Regions from separate parts of the Mus musculus genome. Here region 1 is linked to region 2. A link is a contact called in ENCODE Hi-C or POLR2A ChIA-PET data. All regions are on one chromosome and are shown on one strand. The core of a region is the stretch at or near the end of the contact, and the rest is flanking DNA. Distances in the headings are between cores, read along the strand shown. Region 1 holds the start of 4930432K21Rik (RIKEN cDNA 4930432K21 gene). Region 2 holds the start of Palm3 (paralemmin 3).

Region 1 (3,443 bases), core at 394-2,893, 130 kb before region 2:
AAGCTGAGACAGGAAGATCATAAGCTCAAAGCCAGCCTGGGCTACATGATGTCTTAGTTAGGATTTCTATTGTTGGAATAAAAACTATAAAAACCATAAAACTATGAACAAAAGCAAGTCAAGGGAGAAAGGGTTTATTCCACTTACACTTTTATATCATAGTCCATCACCAGAGAAAGTCAGGAGAGGAACCTCAGGAACTCACAAAGGATATGAAGGAATGCTGTTTACGGGCTTTTGCTCACAGCTAACTGCTTTCTTATGTAATTTAGGACTACCTGCCTCCAGGCAGCACACCCACGAGCTGGACCCACCTACATCAATCATTAATCAAGAAAACACACTACACTCTTGGCTACAGGCAAATCTTTTGGAGGCATTTTCCCAATTGAGAGTCCCTTTTCCCAAATGACTTGGGTCAAACTGACATAAAACTAGTCGGCCCACATGGCAAGAATCCCCTCCTCCATCTCAAAAACATCATAAAAAGTTTAAAAAGGTCACCTTGGGTCTGAGATGTAGTTTCATGGTAGAGTGTTTTATCATGCAGGAAGCTCCATGTTCCATTCCTAGTACCTCAAATAAATATTTTAAAAGCCGATTTGAGGCCAGGTTGTGGTGAATCATACTTTTAATCCCAGCACTCTGGAAGCAGAGGCAGGTTTGTCTCTGAGTTTGAGGCCTGATCTACAGAGTTAGTTCTAGGACAGACAGCCAGGGATATACATAAACTCTGCCTGGAAATAAATTAAAAATAAAAATAAAATAAAAAGCCAATTTGAATAAACCAAATACCTGAGTTCCGCTGTTTCTTCTTATTCATTTTATCTTTCCCTGAGAAATCTGAAAACAACAAACAAACTCTCCAGCTGTTGCCAGCACTGTATGTCCCCATCTGTACCCTGTCTCCCTCCTCCACTGGGCCCATCTGGCAGCCTGATGAGGGGAGTCAGCTGGTCTTCAGCAGGACACTGGGTGGGGCGACAGGTCATAGCCACCTTGGACCATGGCCAGGTAGCCATTCACACCCTTTCCCTGTGTGAAGGAACGATCTCGTCCTCTTCACGGTATCTGCTGGAGTCTCTGGGTTGGAGACAACTACGTTTCTCCCCCACCCACACCCAAAGCTTAATTATCTGGGACATGGGGTACTTGGAAGCTTCAGAGAGGTCTCTGGAGACCCACCAAAGTCACACAAGACTTTAGGAGGGCTACCCCGCGTCAGGAGTGGCTTCCGGCCAATGTCTTCAGACTGTGGGACCCATGGCAAGCCAGAACCAACCTGGGCCACAGCAGTAATGGAAGTTGCTCTGTCCTTAGTCGGGACGAGGTCAACCTGGATCTGATGGGGAATAGGTCGCCTAGGTCACTGGCGTAACGTTCTGAGAAAATACCCACATAGGCAGTCACGGGGACCGCGTGGCAAACTGGCGGTGGGAGACAGGAAGGCCTGAGGCCTGACACTGTGGACTCGGCTCCTGAAGACCTGCGCCACAGACGGGAGAGCAGGAGCATCCACACCCACACCCACACCCGCACCCACTCCACCACAAAGCCTAACAGAACGATGTGCGGCGGTGTGGAGCCACAGACGTCACACTGCCGCGCCCTCACACCTGCAGCTCTCTCTCTTTTTCCCGCCCGTGAGGCCACGCCCCACGCACGCGTAGTACCGACTACACACCTTACGCATGCTCCGCCTTCTCTCTGCCCTACTTTATGCTAGGCGCATGCGCCTCCACGCTCTGACTGCCGGGAATTGTAGTTTAACTAGAGAGCCCACGAATCCAGCCGCCGCGCTCCTGAAGGCCAAGGCGGAAGCTGGGCGGCCCAAACTCGAGAATCCCGGGGGGCCGGGCGCGGAGGAGGGACTCAGGGCTCAGGAACAGCGCGAGCTCTGAGACTCGACTTCGGTGAAGAGGCAAGGCAAGGCAAAGGTGCAGGGGCTGGTAGTCCGGGCTTCGAGCCTGGAAGATGCACAAGAGGAATGGACCCCAGGCACCCCCGGGCCGAGGTGCTGTCACTGCCCGCCAGGTGAGTGTGTGCCCCTCTACCCACCGAGGGGTACCTGCCCACCCTTCCTCAGAGTCTCTCTCCACCCTTCCTCACACTCGCGGGGAGTGCCCCACCCCCAGAAAAGCCTGATCCTCGCCACCAGGTGAACCCTGGTCTCCGCCCCGCCCCCGAGGTGAGGTGTATGGCCTACTGGGTTGGGCCATCCAGCTTCTAGCTTCACACCCCAGATTCAGGGAACACCTGTTGCTGCAGCACTTCCAACCGGGAAGGGAAAGCAATCAGACCGGCTTTTCAGGCCTTTGCATTAACTGGGTCAGGCCACACTCTACACCCATTGTACAGATGAGGACACTAAGGATAAGGGAGGCGCAGAGATCTATCTAGTCAAGGTCACAAGGATGAAGCACCTGGCCAGACAGAAATGTCAGTCCAGAGGTGTACAGGAAAACCTACAAGACTGTGGCCCAGAGCCATACTCCCAGATTCAGGGCCTGTGGGAGTTTGATTTGTCCCATCTTTGAACCAGGGATCCCAGGGCTCTGTGCTCAGGTTCCCCCTGACCTAGGTACATTTGACTGAATGTATTTGTAGTTTGGAGCCTCAGTTTTTCCACCTGTGGAATGGAAGCCTAGAAGAGTCCTTAAAGGGCAGTTATAAAGACTTACTGAGACTATTTATGGAAAAATGCTAGAACAGAGGGAGTGTGGCCGCTGGATTCTTGGGCTCTCTGTGACTAATGGCTTCACTCAATAGGTGAAGCCATGCATAACTGCTAAGATTTGGCCAATTTGGACCTATAGAAAGGGTAATTTCATGTAACTCATCATATTTTGTTGGTCACTAGCCAAAGCAGAAGGGCAGGTCTATAAAAAAGACCCAGTTCTTCAACTTTGCCCCCACTGTTGTCATAGTCATCGTGGCTTTTATTTATTTATTTTTCTCCTTGCCATGCTGGGATGGAACCCAGCTTTGCACATACTAGGGTTAGGGTTAGCACTTTAATGATGAGTGCACCTTCCAGTCCCACACTGGTGCGTTCTCTGCTGCTGGGGAGCCATGTGCATAAAGAACGTTATTGTATGAGGGTGTCTTCCTCAGCCTCCTGGTCTCTCCAAGAAATGGCTTCCTCGTAGAGATTTGGTTCCAGCATCCCGACGGGTCTCTGGGCCTGAGCGGTCTATGGAAGGTCTAACTGGAGCCCGGTTGCTCCCGTAGCTTGGTCTGCTGGTTGACTTCTCCCCAGACGGCCTGATGATCCCCGAGGATGGGATTAATGAGGAGGAGCTGGAGGCTGAATTCCTGGCTTTGGTGGGGGGTCAGCCCCAGGCCCTAGAGAAACTGAAAGGCCAAGGTAAGAAAGATGCTCAACATATTCTTTGGGACTTCTGCTGTGGGCAGTACTTGGAGCTAGGCACTGGGATGGACAT
Region 2 (3,363 bases), core at 175-2,674:
CACACTCTAGCATGCACATACACTCTTAACACTCATACATCCACACACACACAAACATGTGCACACATACTTATACCTTCACACCTTTGCAAACACTCTCAGATGACACACACACTCACAGAGGACACACACAACACATGTACTCACACACTTTCATACACACACACATACACTCATACACATACACATGCATGCACCCACACCTCTCATATGTACACACACACATTCACAGAAGACATACAAACATGCAACCACACACTCTTATATACACACAGTTACATCCACAGAACACACACATCTACCCACACACATTCACACTCACAGTTATCACTCTTCTACACATTCACTCACACACACACAAATGCATTCACACACACACACACACACACACACACACACAGCATGAGATTGTCTGAAGTCAGGAGGGTGAATGAGGACACGAAGGACTTCTCCCTCAGTGTTGGCAACACACAGTGCAGGGTTCAGGGGCTCTAAGGACCTTCATTTGGATACACATAGGAGGCCAGAGACCCTCCTAGAGGAGGGGATTTCGACTAGGGCAAGGGCTGAAGGTTGCCTGACAGATGTCCCTAGGGAAGTCTAGACTCCTGTTCATCACTCTGTCCTTGGGGGAGGGCTGAAGTCCCCCTCAGCTGTCCCACTCCTAAGATGCTATCTCCCTAACTCTTCCTTGGGGGGGGGGAGGATCGGGTTCCCATTGCTAAGCAACCAGGTTTGTACTTGGTGAATAATGCAATGGAGGGCACAGAGAGTAAAGGACAGAATTGGGGTCCATACTGGAGGGAAGCCCTCTTTCTAGAAGTTTCTATAATCTCTTGGAACCCCTCTACCCATCATTCCCTAACTAAGGGTGGATAATCCCATACTAGGCAAAAGCTGGCGACTGAACCAAACCTCTCTCACTTTGAAAGAGCCTCAGCTAAGGTGAACTCCCCACACGTCGCTCATCTCTTAACTCCAAGGTCGTGCCTCAGCCATAATCGAGTTGCTGCTGACAAGGAGCGGAGGGGTGGCCATTGTTGCCTAAGACTTTGCCAATCTTTGGAGGTTGGGGCGCGCCTTTCTCCCTGGAATCTCTAGCATTTCCTCGCTGCATTCTTGAGAGGGTTGGTGACCAGGATTACACTTGGATGCACATTCTTGGATCCTGACACCCTTTGTCCCCTAACTCTGCAGTAGGCCTAGCTCTCTAGAGGCTTGGCTCTGAATGGGTCCCAGGTTTGGCCACCACGTCCCCTCGTGCTCCCCTCGGCTCCTTAGAAAGGCCAACTGGGGCTCTTAGGCCAGGCCGGTGCCCCCTACCCCAGCCTTTCCACCCCGCCCTCCCGCCCCCACCCCAGACACTTACGTGGGTGTGGCCGGAGACAACACCGGGGTCTGCAGAGCCATCACTGCCCAGCAGAGGTGTGAGCCAAAGGCCCCAGACTGGGCCTTGGTTGATGGGAGGGGGCTGTGGGGCGGAGCAGGAGAGCAGGTCCAGCTGGTTTGGGCGGGAGGCGCGGCCCGGTTGGGGCTGGGGCAGTGCTGGGGAGCGCTATCAACTTCTCAGGATGAATTATTTACCAGCCTCCGGCCTCCACGCTGCGCTAGGCTGCCTCCCAGTTCATATACACGCAGCCACGCCGGTGCTCCAGCAGGTGGGGGACAGCAGCCAAGCACTGACCCGCGGCCGCTGGGGAACACGCGCCTGCGTTGGGCACTCACACAGGAAAGTTTTACTAAAAGCCCAGAGTCATTGGCTCTCCCTTCTAGGACCTTGGAGCATGCTGTAGGGAGAGCTCTCTGACCCGGCTTTCGGAGACCATGGCAACCAAGAAGCCCAGGATGTGGGTCACTGTGGACAATTTGCCTCAGGTTTCAAGGCTTCAGTTTGCCCCGCTGGGAAATGGGAGAATAACTTCAATTGGCCTGCAGGTCAGAAGACCCTGTTGTGCTATTTAATGTTTAAGGGTGGGGGTAGAAATAAACGATAGGGAAATGGCCTCCAATTCACTACCGAGGATGTCTTTCCTTTGAACTCTGTCATTACAGACCTCCACAACCAGACCAGGTTTGATCTTTGTCTTGAAAGAGATCAGCCCTTGTCTGTCTCAGCTAGGTGCTTCAGAGGACCTTGCTCTGAGCAAGGACCCCTTCCCCCACCACACCGAGTGGTAAACTTACCCACATCTAGGCCTCTCCTCTCCTGACCGCTTCAGGGCTCCATGGGCCACTTTTGGCACGTAAAGTTGAGTGTCTCTCCTGGAAGCACAGGCTCCACCATACTGGATTGGGGCTGTCCTCAAGGGCTGGAATGGCCTATGTTCCACAGTCTAGTACAGACTCTTAAGAATCTAAAGATTTGCCTGGCGGTGGTGGCGCATGCCTTTGATCCCAGCACTTAGGAGGCAGAGGTAGGTGGATTTCTGAGTTCCAGGCCAGCCTGGAATACAGAGTGAGTTCCAGGACAGTTAAGGCTATACAGAAAAACCCTGTCTCAACAAAAACAGAGCCAAATATATATACATATATATATGAAGGTTTGATTGAACCTGAATCAAGTAGGTCACCTGACTTGGAATCCCACTTCCAGGAAGGTTCAGGTAGGAGAATGGCAAGGTTAAGCCTCCCTTGGGTTACAAAGTGAGTTAAAAACCAGTCTAGGAAACTTAGTAATAAATTGTCTAGAACTAAGTGGGTGGGGAATGGGGTGTTGGACATGTGGTTTTGTGGTAGAGAGCTTGCTTGGCATACATAAGGCCCTAGATTCAATCCCTAGAACGGGGGCGGGGGAAGTTGAATTTAAGCTTCTAGATTATTCTGAAAACATATTTCTACGACAAGAGGACATATATGTGTGCATATATGAATACATATTTGTATGTGTGCTGGAGTTGAACCTGGTAGGCAGGTCCTCAGCACTGAGCCACACCCCTGCCCTGTTTAATGTCTATACCCACGTGTCCTAGTCCTGTGCACACGGACGCAATTGCTGGTGTCAGTCACCACCGTATTTGCTGAGATAGGGCCTCTCATTGAATCAGAGGCTTCCTCACTTGGCTAGCTCACTGGCCACTAAGGCTTGGGAACACACCTGCCTCTGTCTTCACAGTGCTGGGCTGAGGGACAGGAGCTCCCACGGACTTTTTTTCCGTAGGTGCTGAGAGCCAAACCCAGGCCCTCATGCTTATATAGCAGGAACTCTGGACTGAGGTATCGTTCCAGAGGCTTTGCATGCTTTTTTTTTTTAACAGCATTTTCCATTTGTGGCAATTAGCATATGCACAGTGACAGGCAGCCCTTGCTCCTATCTAGATCAAGAGCATATTCAACACTCCAGAAGGAAGCTGGGGTCCCATGGCA

Evidence for each region. A loop is a pair of places that touch in the nucleus more often than their neighbours do. ChIA-PET counts read pairs that join two places held with the same protein, here RNA polymerase II (POLR2A).
Region 1: POLR2A ChIA-PET joins it to region 2 with 13 read pairs in Patski. The contact joins the promoter of 4930432K21Rik here to the promoter of Palm3 in region 2. A Hi-C loop is called at or near these places in 1 of 37 maps with a recorded cell type or tissue (T-helper 17 cell). POLR2A ChIA-PET finds 5 or more read pairs at or near these places in 2 of 5 experiments (Patski and embryonic stem cell).

The regions. Positions count from the first base shown.
Region 1 is chr8:84,146,238-84,149,680 of GRCm38, reverse strand. It overlaps 4930432K21Rik (RIKEN cDNA 4930432K21 gene), which reads right to left and starts at 1,643. Exons shown (of 9, transcript NM_029045.2): 1 at 1,283-1,643; 2 at 796-843. The coding sequence starts at 823. Cc2d1a (coiled-coil and C2 domain containing 1A) reads left to right here and starts at 1,764. Exons shown (of 29, transcript NM_145970.2): 1 at 1,764-2,034; 2 at 3,232-3,367. The coding sequence starts at 1,975.
Region 2 is chr8:84,019,535-84,022,897 of GRCm38, reverse strand. It overlaps Palm3 (paralemmin 3), which reads right to left and starts at 1,424. Exons shown (of 7, transcript NM_028877.1): 1 at 1,370-1,424. The coding sequence starts at 1,410.